Linked DNA regions of Homo sapiens: region 1 is linked to region 2. A link is an interaction called in ENCODE POLR2A ChIA-PET data of the cell type or tissue named here. Cell type or tissue: A673. All regions are shown on one strand. Each heading gives the region's core, and the rest is flanking DNA. Links, peaks and the distances in the headings are about the cores only.

What was found. ChIA-PET counts read pairs that join two places held together with the same protein. Peaks named below come from ENCODE experiments on the same cell type or tissue, not always from the same donor. Only the 100,000 strongest peaks of a DNase experiment are listed, where the experiment ranks them.
Region 1: POLR2A ChIA-PET joins it to region 2 with 19 read pairs; 23 of 35 experiments call an interaction of 5 or more read pairs at or near these places.

Annotation. Positions count from the first base shown.
Region 1 is chr13:51,458,190-51,466,534 of GRCh38, forward strand. It overlaps the pseudogene RPS4XP16. Among named protein-coding and RNA genes, the nearest start is that of INTS6-AS1, 9.0 kb to the left of the region's middle. In A673, for the core only: no CTCF peak of the experiment used is centred there; no DNase peak of the experiment used is centred there.
Region 2 is chr13:51,641,313-51,649,657 of GRCh38, forward strand. The region is part of intron 1 of WDFY2 (WD repeat and FYVE domain containing 2); the gene reads left to right. Among named protein-coding and RNA genes, the nearest start is that of WDFY2, 61 kb to the left of the region's middle. RefSeq lists enhancers at 1,499-1,998, 4,899-5,545 and a silencer at 5,041-5,335. In A673, for the core only: no CTCF peak of the experiment used is centred there; DNase peaks (open chromatin) are centred at 2,019, 2,819 and 4,119; H3K4me3 peaks cover 2,492 bases; H3K27ac peaks cover 5,984 bases.

The DNA of each region.
Region 1 (8,345 bases), core at 41-8,040, 180 kb before region 2:
TGGAGTGAGCAAAAGATGAAAAACATGAATCTCTTCTTCACTCAACTTCTATCTGTGATTCTAGAAAGATTCTGGTTATATTCAGCCTTATTTTTCTAAAATGTGGCCCCCAAATGCAAGACAAGTATTTCACCAGACTCACCTGAAGAAACAGTGAGCTCTTGCAGTGCTAGAGAGAAAACTAGTTAGAGTAGTCTGTGCTGAGCCTTGTAATGTTACAGTCTAAAGAATTAGGGAAGATTTTTCTGGGAGGGCAATGGTCAGAATAGGTATATTGGAGAAAACTTCATCTTTGCTGCTGCTTTTAAAGGAATGTTTTCTTAATGCTCTTGCTCCAATTTAAAAGGGCATAAATAAATTATATGAAAACTTTTGAAAGAATGGTGACCCTGGCTTAAATAATAACCTAAATTGTTGAAATGGAGCTATTCTAACAGAATTAAAACTGATGAATTAGATTCATTTGTAAGAGCCAACCAGAGCCCTTTTAAATTATTTTAAACCAATTAAGCAGGGTAACACAGTTTAAAAATAATTATGTGCCAATGACTTGGTTTATGATATCTAGATGTGCCATCTGAGCAGAATAATCAGATACACTTAGTGTTCCTCATATGTAACCTAACAAAGTTTCTTTTAGCTGTCTTACCATTTCCTCAGCGCTCTGCTATACTACTCTCTTTGAGATCACATTAGTCAACGATATGGAGAGGTTGAGAACATCAAATAACATATAAAAGTTATAAGCATAAAAAAATTAGATGCGAAACTGTCCAGCCAATGTAATCAGTTAATACATATCTAAGGAAATTTAATTTTGGTCATACTAATGTTACATCAGCCCTCAAAAGAAAATGCTGGTAGAGATGACTATTAAGAAGAAATTAGATCTTTCCAATGAATGGTGTTTCACAGTAATAGTTGAAGTCTCAGACAATTCAAGATCAGCCCTGAAAAGGGGTACATCCAGATTGACAATTAGAATCAAAGTGGAACAGCAGAAGAACATGAACATTGCAGTCATTCTTTCAACTAATATTAATTCCACACCTAATATATGACAGCCACTGTGTTAGGTCCTCAGAGAATTTATAATCTAGTGGAAAGACAAGACAGATAACAGATAATGAGAATACAATATTATGATGTCAGCAGACCCCAGGCATAAAATAAGATGACTTATAGGGTTCGTTTGACAATTTGAGGTAACATACCATATTTTATCAATTTTAAGACCATGAGTTGTAACAAACACCATTATTTTTGGACCATGGAGGGGGCCGGAGGGAAATGCTGCTACTTAAACTATGACACATAGAATTTTTCCACATTGTATTGAATTCTGCTAAGAGCATTAGTGATGCAACATTTTTTAAAATAATATTCCACTATTATCTTTGGGTTTTTTTTGCAAGCTGTTGGGGTCCATTCTATGAGTTTCAATGCTGGTGCTTTCTTATTGCAACTCAGAGGTATCAATGAAGGGTTTTCAGATCACAACCAGGATTTAAATCCTTTCTTTAAATGATTAGTTGACTGAAATGTCAAGGGTTTGCAGTTGTCTAATCATGCCACCAGGAATAACCAGGAAGTTTGCACATGTTCAGGCTAAGACAACTACATCACAACTACCTTCTGGTGACAGCATTGTAAGACACCATGATTGTAAGATGCCATTCCAGTTTTAGAAATATTGGAAAGATGTACATCTTAGATTTGGCAAAATATCATTTATTGCTGGCAGCTATTAAAATATGTGTTATTAGGAGAATGTACAAAGAGCACTGTGAGCACTGAGGATAGAGCACCTAACTCTCACAAAGGAAGTGATATTTGGGCAGACAGAAGTCATGAGGATGCATGAATGGGTAAGAAAGGGCAGTTTCGAGCTGCAACTACATGTGTGGGAGAGTGGTAGGACCGGATGCTGGGCCATGTCAAGAAGAGTTTCATGTGCTCAACTAAAAAATTTTTGAATCTTATTATTTGGGTGATAGACAAAGTTTTGGGGTCAGGGAGTGACCCTGATGATATAATTTGGCTATATCAAATCTCATGTTGAAATCTGATCCCCAATATTGATGGTGGGGTCTGGTGGGAGGTGATTGGATTACGGGGACAAGTCCCTCATGAATGGCTTGGTGCCATTGTCTGAGGATTGAGTGAATTCTCACTCTTTGTTTCTGCAAGGTCTGGTTGTTAAAAAGAGCCTGGGACCTTTCTCCCGTTTCCCTCTTGCTTCCTCTCTCGTCATCTGACATACCACTCTCTTTCCCCTTCCACCATCATTGGAAGCTTCCAAAAGCAGAGGCTCGCTCTTTCCTTGCCTAACGCAGCCATGGCTTGTGGTCCCAAGAAGCATCTGAAGTGAGTAGCAGCTCCAAAGCACTGGATGCTGGATAAATTGACCAGTATGTTTGCTCCTTGTCCATCCACCAGTCCCCACAAGTTGAGAGTGTCTTCCCCTCATCATTTTCCTAAGGAACAGACTTAAGTATGCCCTGGAAGGAGATGAAGTAAAGAAGATTTGCATGCAGCGGTTTATTAAAATTGATGGCAAGGTCTAAACTGATATAACCTACCCTGCTGGATTCATGGAGGCCATCAGCATTGACAAGACAGAAGAGAATTTCTCTCTGATCTATGACACCAAGAGTCTCTTTGCTGTACATCATATTACACCTGAGGAGGCCAAGTACAAGTTGTGCAAAGTGAGAAAAATCTTTCTGGGAACAAAAGGAATCCCTCATCTGGTGACTCATGATGGTCGCACCATCCGCTACACTGATCCCCTTATCAAGGTGAATGATACCATTCAGATTGATTTGGAGACTGGCAAGATTACTGATTTCATCAAATTCGACACTGGTCACCTGTGTATGGTGACTGGAGGTGCTAACCTGGGAAGAATTGGTGTGATCACCAACAGAGAGAGGCACCCTGGATCTTTTGACATTGTTCACATGGAAGATGCCAATGGCAACAGCTTTGCCACTCAACTTTCCAACATTTTTGTTATTGGCAAGGGCAACAAACTATGGATTTCTCTTCCCTGAGGAAAGGGTATCCGCCTCACCATTGCTGAAGAGAGAGACAAAAGACTGCCAAACAGAGCAGTGGGTGAAATGGTCCCAGGGTGACATGTTAGATCTTTGTACGTAATTGAAAATAATGTGGCAAGATTAATAGCAAAAAAAGAAAAAAAAATCAGAGTCTTATGCCAGGCATGCATCTTGTACAGCCTGCAGAACCATGCGCCAAGTAAACCTCTTTTTCTTTTTTTTTCTTTTTTTTTTTTTTTTTTGAGACAGAGTCTCTCCCTGTTGCCCAGGCTGAAGTACAATGGCGCTATCTTGGCTCACTGCAACCTCCACCTCCCAGGTTCAAGTGATTCTCCTGCCTCAGCCTCCCAAGTAGCTGGGATTACAGGCACCCGCCACCATGCCCAGCTAATTTTGTATTTTTAGTACAGACAGGGTTTCACTATGTTGGCCGGGCTGGTCTAGAACTCATTACCTCAGGTGATCTGCCCGCCTCAGCCTTCCAAAGTGGTGGGATTACAGGCGTGAGCCACAGCACCCAGCTTAAACCTCTTTTCTTTATAAATTACCCAGCCTTGGGTATTCTTTTATAGCAATGCAAAACAGACTAAGACACCCAATAATCAGATTCTTATTTTAGAAAGATAAATTCAGTAGTGATTTGGAGAATGGATTAGAATGAGAAGACAGTGGGCAAGGAGACGAGTTAGACAATTTCTTTTTTTTTTTTTTTTTAGATGGAATCTCATTCTGTAGCCTAGGCTGGAGTGCAGTGGCACAATCTGGTCACTACAACCTCTGCCTCCCAGGTTCAAGCAATCCTTGTGTCTCAGCCTTCCAAGTAGCTGGGATTACAGGCATGCACCACCACACTCAGCTAATTTTTGTGTTTTTAGTAGAGATAGGGTTTTGCCATGTTGCCCAGGCTGGTCTCAAACTCCTTGACTCAAGTGACCCACCCTCAGCCTCCCAAAGTGCTGGGAGCCACCGCGTGAGCCACAGTGCCCAGTTGACAATTTCTGCATTAATCCACAGAACACATAAAAGCACTGTGGAAGTGGCAACAGGGAAGGTGAGAAGAGGATTATCAAAGACATTGTGATGATAGAATGGACAGGACTTGGTGAACTGAGTTGATGCAGGCAGAATCATGATATTGTGTGATTAAAGCCATCTTGTGTCATATAAGGTGAATATCATCAAGCTACTGATAATTGTAAATTCTAATAAGATGTATAACTCATTTCTAAAGGACAAATGGTGTTTATTCAGTCATTTGCTTAACAAATATTTATTGAATGTCTACTGTGTGTAGGAGCTGGGAATGTAGGAATGAATAAAACGGGAAATAATGCCTGTCCTTATGAAGTTTACATTCTAGTGGGAGAGGTAGACAAGTATAATATGTGGTATATTCACGTTAAGTGTTAAAGAGGAAGAATAAAGCAGGGAAAGGAAATGAAGTGCTGCAGAGGGAGGTTTGGAGTTTAAGACATGGAGAACGGAAAGGCGTCACTGAGGGTGTCAATGATGTTTCAGTAGAGAGTGGACAGAGCTGTGCAGATACCTCAGGAAAACCCAATTTTATCTATTTATTTTACTGGAGTGCTGTAGTCTGAATGTTTGTGTCCTATCAAAATTCATATGTTCAAATCCTGACCCCCAAGGTGATGATATTAAGAGGCAGGACCTTTGGGAGGTGATTAGGCAGAGACCTCATGAATGAGATTAGTGCCTTTATAAAAGAGGCCTGGGGGAGCTCAGTCACATCATGTGATGACAGAGCAAGAAGGCACCATCTACAAACCAGGTCCTCACCAGACAGCAAATCTGCCGGCACCTTGATCTTCGACTTCCTAGTCTCCAGAAGTATGAGAAATTTCTGTTTTTTATAAACAATCTGGTTTATGGTTTTTTGTTTTGTTTTGTTTTGTTTTTGACAGAGTGTCGCTCTGTCATCTGGGCCAGAATGCAGTGGCGCGATCTCGGCTCACTGCAACCTCCACCTCCCAGGTTCAAGCAGTTCTCCTGCCTCAGCCTCCCAAGTAGCTGGGATTACAGGTGCCTGCCATGACGCCCAGCTAATTTTCTCGTCTTTTTAGTAAAGACGGGGTTTCACCATGTTGGTGAGGCTGGTTTCGAACTCCTGACCTCAAGTGATCCACCCGCCTTGGCCTCCCAAAGTGCTAGGATTACTGGCGTGAGCCACCACGCCTGGCCAGTTTTATGGTATTCTGTAATTGCAGCCCAAACTGACTAAGACGTGAAGTTTAGGTAAACATTTGCAGTTTGCTATGCTGATATTGAAGTATTATCTGTTGGTAAATATTCTTTGCTGATACTTAATAAGTATTCTTATTAATAACAAGTATTAATAATATGTATTCCTCACTAATGCTTAATACAAATCCTTACTAATAGCAGTATTAGTATTAATTAGTATTAATCAGTATTCTTTGCCAATAAGGGTTCTGACAGAAAATCAGTTGTTCATTAAATATTATTGAGATACTTCTTGATCTTATAGTAGACAGGTACTGTTTTAGATTCTGGGGATTCAGTCGTAACTGAGATAGATGTAATCCCTACCCTCAAAGGGTTGCCAGAGAAAACACAGGACTCAATTGAATTGGAATTTCAGATAAAAAACACATAATTTTTAGTATAAATATGTTTATGTGATACTTATACTGAATATACCATGTGATATTTGGAATATACTTATACTAAAATGTACACTAAATGTGTTGATAACCTGAAATCCAAATTTAACTGGGCTTCCTATGTTTTTATTTGCTGAGTCTGGCAATTCTATGCCCTCACTACGCTTATAAGCTAACATGCTGGAAGCAGAGATTTGTAAATACAAATAGCATACAGTGAACAATGCTGTATAACCTGGGGAGCCATAAATTAGAAGGCACTGGGACCCTAAATGTATGGAGAAAAACTGTCAGCCAACCAGGAACATCCACCCTTAAAGCAAGAAATAAACTTCTGTCGTATTTGAGCCATTATGTTTTGGAACCATTTGTGCCATGGTCTATTTGTTATGCCAGCTTAACCTAACTAACAATATGTCCTGAAATCTACTATCATTTCCAAATTTACTACAGAATCAAAAGTTTTAATATAATATACCAACAACTAATAAAATATATGTAAATAAAGGCAACAGGAAGATGGGGCAAACCCTAAAAATGCTTATGCTGTAGTCATCATTCTATTAACAATATAGCTTTAAACCTAAGTATTTTCAAAATGGTCATGAGGGACATCAGATCATTTTAGGAAAATTACATAACTCGATGGCTTCCCTAAGCAACTAATACTACACATTTATACATTATTCCTGGCGATTAAAACATTTTCTTTCAGCTAATTATCGAATGTAAAGACAGGTTTTGTAGGCTCTAAAATTTTAATTAAGACATGGTTTTTGCCTTCAGAAAGTATATGGCCTAATAGAGGAAATAAGGATACAAAATACTAGCAGAATATGATCAGTGCCAAAAGATATGTGCAAATTATATCTCTAATTGGAGTGAGAAATTCATTCAGATTAGAGGGGATTAAAAAGAAGCTGAATGAGGAAGCATTTTTTCCCTCAAAGCTTTACAATTTTCTGTCTTTTGAATTTAAAAGTAGAGCTTATTGTCAAGAATTTGCAAAATACAAATAGAGAAAAACAAATATCACTTCTAATCTCACTACCCAGAGATAGCCACTAATAACATTTTTGTATGTATTCCCTCCTTTATGTTTTAAATAAAATTGGGGTCTTATTATCTATTCTTTTTTTCGTGTTTTTCCACTTAACATAAGGTGAGCATTTTTCATATCATTAAATAATTTGTAAAAATATGACTTTTTCATAAATGCATAATTTATCCCATAGATGTATTGTGATTTATTTTCCTGTTAAGACATTTTGTTAATGTCTAAATGTTTTACTTTTATAAATAATGTTGCATTGAACAGCCCTATACATAGATATTTGTAATAATTCAACTACTATTTTTTGAACACTAGTTACTGCTCTGAATGTTGGAGATACATTAGTGAACAAACAGTCCAAAGTCCCTGCCCTCATGGGGAGGAGGAAAGAGAGACAATAAGGATGTAAACTATAAATTACATCAAATAGTGATGAGTGCTCTGGAGAAAACTAAATCAGGGATGGGGAATAAGAAGTGATGATGTAGGGGCCTTGGGATTATAGTTTTAAATAGGATGGTCAGGAAAGAATGATAAAATGGCATTTGATCAAATACCTGAAGGTGGTGAGGCAGCAAACCAGATGGATATTGGAGGAAAACATTCCAGGCAAAGAGAAGCATGTAAAGACCCTGAGTTTGGAGTGGATCTGGCATATTTAAGGAACAGCAGCAAGCAGGCCAGAATAGCTGAAGCAGAGTTCATAGGAAAGCTGTAGGAGGTGAAGAAATCCAAGAGGAACTTCTGATGCTAAGTGGAATTTGGCCTCTATGCCCAGAGATAGGAAAGCATTGGAGGGTTTTGCACAGAGGGCTATCTGACCATTTTGGCTATTCTGTGAAAGTAAACTATAGAGGGTAGAAACAGGGAAAGTCAGGAGGTTATTGCTGTAATCCAGGTGGGCAATGATGTTGGCTTTTAGACAGTGGGGATAACAGTAAAGGTGGTGAGAAATGGGTTTTTATTGGCTTAGTGTGGGGTTTGAGAAAAAGGAGTCAGGGATGACTTAAGGCATCTCCAGTTCCTTAGGATAAATGTCAAGAATGGGAATTTATTAATGCATTTTTAGAGCTCTTTATACATATGGCCAGATTGTTCACCTGGAAAGTTTAGTTTATATTTGCAGTATTCTCCATGAGAAAACAGTTTATAAAAGTTTTTGAGAAAGAGCGTTTCAGCTAGAAATTTTTAATAGCTTTGCAAATTACTTAAGCCTTCATAGAGAATTATTAGATATCTGAACCAGTCACTTAAAGCTTGCATGTATATGTTACTACATTTTAACCAGGAAAATCTTTCTGATAGAGTTTACCAAAGTCCAGGTGTTTCCCTTTTGAGCCTGTACTATTGAAATAACTAAAACATGGAGTGGGATTTGATAAATGCCAAAAAAAAAAAAAAAAAAAAAAAAAAAAAGAGTTCCAAATACTATGAGGAGCATTTACCCAAGAGAAAAGGACAAGAAAGAGGAACTTTATAAATTATTAGAGAAGAGGGTATAGAACCAGGGACCTGACTTCTCAAAGCAAAGAGAAAAAAAAATTTATCTTTTGCTCTTAGAAAAGCAAGTAGGTTTTTTAAAAAATT
Region 2 (8,345 bases), core at 161-8,160:
CCCACCTTGGCCTCCCAGAATGCTGGGATTACAGGCGTGAGCCACCGCAGCCAGCCTGTTCATGGAGCATTTCTAGTCACCACTGAAATATAAGAGGTGGTATTGAAAAATGTGTTTGGCATGTTTTTTATGAGAGCATAGCAAAGAAAAGTGGTTATAATCTAATGATGCATGATTGAATTCCTCTTTTCTCTGAAGAGGTCTGCATGCATTCCTATAGAATATTTTGTCGGGCCGGGCGCGGTGGCTCACGCCTGTAATCCCAGCACTTTGGGAGGCCGAGGCGGGCGGATCACGAGGTCAGGAGATCGAGACCATCCCGGCTAAAACGGTGAAACCCCGTCTCTACTAAAAATACAAAAAATTAGCCGGGCGTAGTGGCGGGCGCCTGTAGTCCCAGCTACTTGGGAGGCTGAGGCAGGAGAATGACGTGAACCCGGGAGGCGGAGCTTGCAGTGAGCCGAGATCCCGCCACTGCACTCCAGCCTGGGCGACAGAGCGAGACTCCGTCTCAAAAAAAAAAAAAAAAAAAAAAAAAAAAATATTTTGTCTAATGTTCCAGGATATCAGGAAAATGGGAGTGTAGTTGAGTTACAGTTATCGTAATAATCTTATTTAATCTGGAAAAGGAAATACATTTTGATCTGATCTTGAGCTAATTTCCTTGTCATTAGTTGTCTTCATTTTAGGATTGGCATTTTTCAAAATTTATCTAAGAGTCTGAGATATTATCTCTCAATTATTGACCCTTTCCCCCATTTTCTTATTAGTCTTTCCAGTTATCTATATCTTAGACCTTTTCATTCTAATCTTTTTTACCTTGTTTTTCATGTTCAGCCTTTCACATTTTCCATATCTTTGTCTCTGTGAATACCGTATTCTATTAAGAGATTGCTTTTCATTTATCTTACAATTTATATATTCTTTCTTCACTTGTAGCTAATTTGATTTATTTGACCCTTGAGATTTTTATTTTATTTTATTTTGTTTTTTGAGACAGAGTCTTGCTCTGTTGCCCAGGCTGGAGTGCAGTGGCACAATCTCGGCTCACTGCAACCTCCACCTCCCAGGCTCAAGTAATCCTCCCACCCCAGCCTCCACAGTAGCTGGGACTACAGGTGTGCTCCACCACTCCTGGCTAATTTTATTATTTTTTTTGTATTTTTGTAGAGATGGGATTTCACCATGTTGCCCAAGCTGATCTGGAACTCTTGAGCTCAAGTGATCCACCGTGGCCTCCCAATGTGCTGTAATTAGAAACTTGAGCCACCGTGCCCAGCCAGAGGTTTTTATTTTAATGATAACATTCTCAACCAGAATAACTTTTATAAACCTGCTTCGTGACCAGCCTGTGGGCATCTGTCTTTTTTTTTTTTTTTTTTTTTTTGAGACGGAGTCTCACTCTGTCGCCAGGCTGAAGTGCAGTGGTGCAATCTCACCTCACTGCAACCTCCACCTCCCAGGTTCAAGTGATTCTCCTGCCTCAGCCTACCGAGTAGCTGGGACTACAAGTGCACACCACCATACCCAGCTAATTTTTGTATTTTTAGAGATGGGGTTTCACCATGTTGGCCAGGATGGTCTCGATCTCTTGACCTCGTGATCCGCTCACCTTGGCCTCCCAAAGTGCTGGGATTACAGGCGTGAGGCACTGCGCCCAGCCATGTGGCCATGTGTCTTTAATTGCTGCACCTTTGGCAACTCTATGAAGACTACAGTTGTGGAGAGAGAGAATCATTCTGCTATTTTCCTTTTTTTTAAATTGTAAAATATATATAACATAAAGTGTATCATTTTAACTATTTGTAAGTGTTCAATTCATTGTCATTAGGTATAGTCACAGTCTTGTGCAACCATCACCACTGTCCATTTCCAGAATTTTTTCATCATCCCAAGCGGAAATTCTGTATCCATTACACAATCACTCCTTGTTCCCCTTCCCCCAGGATCTGCTGCATTTTTAAGATGACTATCCTGGAAGACAACAGTTAATCCATCTCAGATTCAGAACAGTAGCAGCCAGGGGCATCCTCTGAATCACTGCTCTTTCCATTTACTGTTTCATTGTTTCTACTGAGCATTTTTCACATGCCTGCCACTGTAACTGGCTGGAGGAATATGGTGGTGAGTAGGATGACACAGACCATGCCCTCCCACTGTGTATAGAGCCAAGAACAATATTTAAATCTATATTATTCCTCTAATGATATCATCCCGATTTCTCCTACAGGGTGGTATTGATGAACACTCTCATATTGTTGAATTGCTTAGGCTGCCAGTTCAAGGGTGGTACTCATGTTTCTCTTGCCTGTGAGGGACTCTGGCTGTGTTGCAGATGGCATGGCTGATGCTAATAACTAGGGCCCTGTCCAGCCTCCATGATCTTCTGGTGCATTGCTGTTCCTGCTACTTCCTTGTGGGTTCTTCCTCACCACTGCTTGGACAATATTCGTTTTTCTCTTTAATTTCCCTTTCTTTTTTCTTTTTTTCCCTGTATTTATATGACCTTTTAAAAGCACTTCCTGTATGCTAAATACTGTATGTGATAAAAATGAAAGTATTGTAGGTACTCTAAAAAAACAAAAATGTTTGAATCTTTATTCAAATAAGGAATTATTGATTATTCAGGGAATTTCTTGTGTCATAGGAAGAAGGACTTGCTAACTAACATTGATTAATGTGATGTGTCCTAACATAGGCCTGTGCAAGGTACAGTGGGATTCTGGAGCTTAGTTTTGCCTGAGGAATTGCCAAGGCTTCATAGGGAAAGTGGATATGTGTGTATCTCTGGGGAGAGACAGAGGGAGTCAGGGAAGTATAAAACCCACAACTATGCAAGGACAGGAAGCAGTGCTTAAGCATTAGTCAGTAAGAGTTAAATTACTAAAAAAACAAAAGCCAAGTCTGCAATACAAGGGCACTATCTGCAGACACAAAATAGTGCTATTTGTAAGAAAACTACTCCGAATTAAGACCTTGTGGCTCATCTTTTCCTTCCCCCTCTCGAGGGTCTTACTACTGACTGCTTAAGACAACCATTTCCAGGTATATTGTTTGTAATTCTCACCTGGTATATGGGTCCAATTAACCTCATGTTGAGACTTCATTTTATAGATTTTAAAAACACTGAAAATGTTGTCACTTGACTGTAATTTTAAAAATTCTAAATTGTGAAGGCTTTCACAGCCTTTGGATTAAGAGAAATGACCCAACTGATAAAAACTCCAAGGGGAGATGGCTGGAATAAATAATACACCTTGCTGATGCAAATAACTGCAAATAACTGGAATGGCGGTGAGTGTTTTGAAAGCAAGAGTGCCATTAAAAGCCCAAGGTGTTGAAATATAAAATAGCCATACCTCTTCTCTAGCCACTGATTGCTGAGTTGCTACAGCTGTGAGGAAAAAAAAAGTCCAGGTGTATGATTCAGCAAAGTTATTTGGGTCTGTTGTACCAAGGTCATTAATGTGAGAACTGAGCTCCTTGGCAAGAGGGGACCAGAGGCTGGACAATACTGGACAACACCCAGCTTGAGTCTCTGAGTCTTGAAACCGCTGGCCACCTCAATTCACTTGCAGTTTCCACACAGTAGCATCTGTCTATCATGGAGAAACCCTGGAAACAAAAGATACACAGTGCATTGTAGAAGATTGGGTTTAGGTTATTTACTATATGTGGTTGGAATGCATTTGCTGGGAACCTCTCAGTTTGTTTTTATTACAAGTAATTAAAGAAATCTGATAATCATAGAGAAATCAACTTTTAAAAAATCAGCTATGTTTTCTAAGAATCTCTGCAACATTTTCTGCGTTTGAAGCTTTTTTTTTTCTTTTTTTTCTCTTTAAACAAATGACTATGAAAACTACATCCTGTTGCTCAAAGTTTTTCTATTAGTTTGCAGATCGCTAGGGGCTGCCTTCCTTCTGTTTGTATTGCTGTTGCAGGGTGTGATCTGTAGAAAAGTATTCCCTGGAAATTCAGGGCCTTCAAAACCCAGTGGGCTTCACTTCTCCCAGCCCCTACCCCAAGTTACTTCAGTTGTGGCAAAAATAACAATTGTCCCCTGGGAAATGAAGCTCATTGCTATGGTAACTAATGAAGGTTGCATCATTCTAGGGCACATTTTTAAAAGCCTGATTTCAACATGGGTAGACGCCCCGTCTTATTTTATTCAGTAGCTTAGCAACCTGTGGTATACTGTTTGTTGCCACCCCCAGCCTTCCCTTTTCTCTCAGAAAAATGACCTATATAGATAGTGTTTTATTGTAGGCACGTTTCCACTGTGAATATAGTTCAGCTCTTAGGTGTGCTTATGATGACCTTATTTTCTGGACCAAAATTCAGGACATATTTTGTGTCTGTAAAGTAAAGAAGGATTATTCTTCTGCCTCTCTGCTGGCTTGTGCTAAGGTCTTTGCAGATGTTTTTCTCTTGACCACCCCTTAACTCTTGGTGTTTGTCTTTGTTGTTGGCCTTCTTTTCTTATTCTCTGGTAACTACTCCTTATATGCTGATGTCTCCCAAATCTTAATTTTCAGCCCAGGTCTTACCCCTGAACTTCATGTAGACAGTTTTCTCTGCAACAGCCCTAACTGGATTTTCCCTGCACTCAGGGTGTTCAAGATGAACTCAACATTGCCTTCCACAAAAATCACTTACTGATGAATGACACCACCATTCATATGACACCCTACATCCAGCCAGCCCCCAAGTCCTGATGCTTCTACTTCCTGACTGCTCTAAAATCTGTCCTCTCTCTTCTAGGCCTTCATCCTTTTTTACTTGGTTTGCTGCCTACATCCTCCAAACTGGTTACTTCAGGGTAACCCCGCCTTTTCCAGGCTGCCCCCAAACAAACAAGAACAAGCGTGGTTTTGTGACCAGCTCCTCATCCTCAGCATCGGTGGCCTTCTGCCTGTTCTTTGTCCAGGCTGGATTCTCACGACTCCTGCTCGCCTTGCCTCCCTGGGCGGCAGAGGCAATGCTCCTGCAGAATGTGCTCCTACGCCCTCTCCACTTTCCTCTGCCAAATGCCTTTTCACCCTGCATTTCAGACACCATTATTTCTGAGAAGCTTTGTTTAACCCTGCCTGAGCCCGGGCTCTGTAGTCAGAGTTAGATGCCCCCACGTGCCCCTATCACAGCATGGGCATCTCCATACCTTAGCTCTTACCTTGCTTTGTTGTAATGTTCTATGACCTGTCTCCCCCTGTGAGCTTCCTGACAACAGAGGTGGCACTTGTTTTTCTTTGTGGTTCCAGTGTGTTTCACATACCAGTACCTAGTAGGTGTTTGATAAATGTGTGTCGTGTAAATTAATGAATCAACAAGTCAATGAATGAATGTATATAAGTGCACTTGTGAGGCAGTGGGGGAGAATTCCTAACTTCTAGAGTTTAGTAGTCTTGGAAAATCCAAGTTGTCAGAACCTGTTGTTCACTATCTGCATCACTATAAGCAGACTCCTAAAGATTGCTAGAATATAGCACAAAGGATATGTCTTTGCAGGCTAGGATGGGTAGGGGCATGAACCTGGTGTGGTGCTTTGCCATATCCAGTTGGCCCTTCTTATCTGTGGGTTCTGCATCCATGGATTCAACAAAACTTGGATGGAAAGTATTTGGGGGAAGTGGGGAGGAAGGATGGTTGTATCTGCACTGAATGCGTATAGACTTTTTTTCCTTTATTATTTCCTGAACAATACAGTATAACAGCTGTTTACATACCATTTACATAGTGTTAGGTATTATAAGTAATTTAGAGATTAAAGCCTACGAGAGGATGTATGTAGGTCATATGCAAATACTGTACCATTTTATATTAGAGACTTGAGCATACAAAATCTGGGGGAGATCCTGGAACCAGTCCCCATGGATACAGTCATGTGTCACCTAACAGTGGGGATACATTCTGAGACATATGTCATTAGGCAGTTTAGTCATTGTGTGATTGCCATAGAATGTACTCACACAAAACTATATGGTCTACCCACTACGTCCCTAGGCTGTATGATATATATAGCCTGTCATTCCTAGGCGACAAATTTGTGTATCATGTAACTATACTGAATAATGTAGGCAACTGTAACACAAATGGTGAGTATGTGTGTATCTAAACATAAAAAGCGTAAGGTAAAAATATGGTATTAGAATCTTAGGGGGACTAGGTTCAGTGGCTCATGCCTGTAATCCCAGCTCTTTGGGAGGCCAAGGCAGGAGGATCACTTGAGGCCGGGAGTTCCATACCAGCCTGGGAAACACAGTGAGACCTCCGTCTCTATAAAATTTTTTAAAAAATTAGCCAGGTATGGTGGTGAGCATCTGTAGTTTAGCTACTTGGGATGCTGAGGTGGGAAGATCACTATTTGAGTTCAGTAGTTCAAAGTGACAGTGAGCTATGATTGTGTCACTGCCTTCCTGCCTGGGCAACAAAGCAAGACCATGTCTCTCTCTTAAAAAAAAAAAAAAAAAAAAAACCTTATGGGACCACCATTATATATGTGGTCCAATGTTGACTGAAACATTGTTATGCAGCCCATGACTATGTATGTGTATGCATGTATACACACACACACGAGTCAGTTTAGCAACTGTGTCTGATAAAACTACTGCCAGCTTATGTGTGTCAGCACAGTTTAAAACAAGAAAGTCAAATACAAACTAAAAAATTGGGATCTCAGAAAGGGAGCATATGATTCCCTGCTTAGTTGAACATGTGAGTCCCCCTCTGCCTGATCAGACTGGCTACTGTGCTGAGTGCTGTCCCTGAGGTCGCACTTGTCCTGGTTAAGGTTGTAACTGAGGCAGGCACTGAATTTAGTCCTTTGGAGAGAGTTGGGGTGAGATGGGAGGCACGTGGGAATTCCCTGCCCGTCAGTATTTCTTTAGGAAATAAGGGCTGGAGCTGTGCAATTAAGGATTCATAGTTCCCTCCCATCATCTTATGCAGCACAGTGTATAGACTTCTCAGTATCAACCTAGCTTCCTTGCTGCCTTTTTGCACTAGATGTCTGTCCAGGTGCAGTCAGAGGACTTTCTGACAGTGGACAGGTAGGTTGGGGTGGCCATGGCCATAGGGAGAGATTTTTGATTGATTCTTTTAATCTTTCACAAACAATGAGCACCACTTTTGGGCCTGATGTAGTGCTTGACCTTGGGGCAAATATCAAATATGGTAAAATGTGGTTCCTTCTCTGCTTGCATTTATAGCCCAGTCAAGGAGCAAACCAGCACTGATCCTAGTAGAACTTTGATATAAACACCACAATTTATCAAACATCCGTTTTAACCTTAAGGAAGCAATTTTGGGGCTAGGGGAGGGAACTTGAGGATGGGTCAGTAGGTACAGCAGACTACCATGGCACACTTATACCTATGTAACAAACCTGCACGTTCTGCACATGTATCCCGGAACTTAAAGTAAAATAAAATAAAAATCAATTTTGTTTTAGGTCTACAGAATAGGGCTGATATTTAAAAGTAATTTTAACCTGTTGAAATGTGATCAGCTGTATCCAACACAGAATGAAATTATGCTGTTTTTAAATAGCTCAGGCCAGGCTCAGTGGCTCACGCCTGTAATCTCAGCACTTTGGGAGGCCAAGGCAGGTGGATCGCTTGAGGTCAGAGGTTCAAGACCAGCCAAGCCAATATGGTGAAATCCCGTCTCTACTAAAAATACAAAGATTACCCGAGTGTGGTGGCATGCACGTGTAATCCCAGCTACTCAGGAGGCTGAAGCAGGACAATCATTTAATCCTGGGAGGTGGAGGTTGCAGTGAGCCAAGGTCGTGCCATTGCACTCCAGCCTGGGCAACAGAGTGAGACTCGGTCTCAAAAAATAAAAAATAAAAATAAATAGCCCAGTTGCTGAACTGCTTGAGACCGACTATGGGCTACTTCATCTTGGTATTTTTAGATGAGCATTGTCTTCTCCCAGTGTTGGTTTGTGCCTCGTGCTGGGAGCTTAGGAGAGAGGAAGAGGCAGGGAGAGAAGAAAACAGCACGTGCAAGATGGACTGTGCGGTGCATTTGGCCCTGTCCTGTTACTGCGAACCCAGGGCTTTATGTGGGGGATGAAAGGACACTTTCCCTGCATTTCAGCGGTCAGACTTTTTTTTTTTTTTTAAATACTTTAAGTTTTAGGGTATATGTGCACAACATGCAGGTTTGTTACATATGTATACATGTGCCATGTTGGTGTGCTGCACCCGTTAACTCGTAATTTAACATTAGGTATATCTCCTAATGCTATCCCTCCCCCCACCCCCTACCCCACAATAGGCCCCAGCCCTGGTGTGTGATGTTCCCCTTCCTGTGTCCAAGTGTTCTCGTTGTTCAATTCCC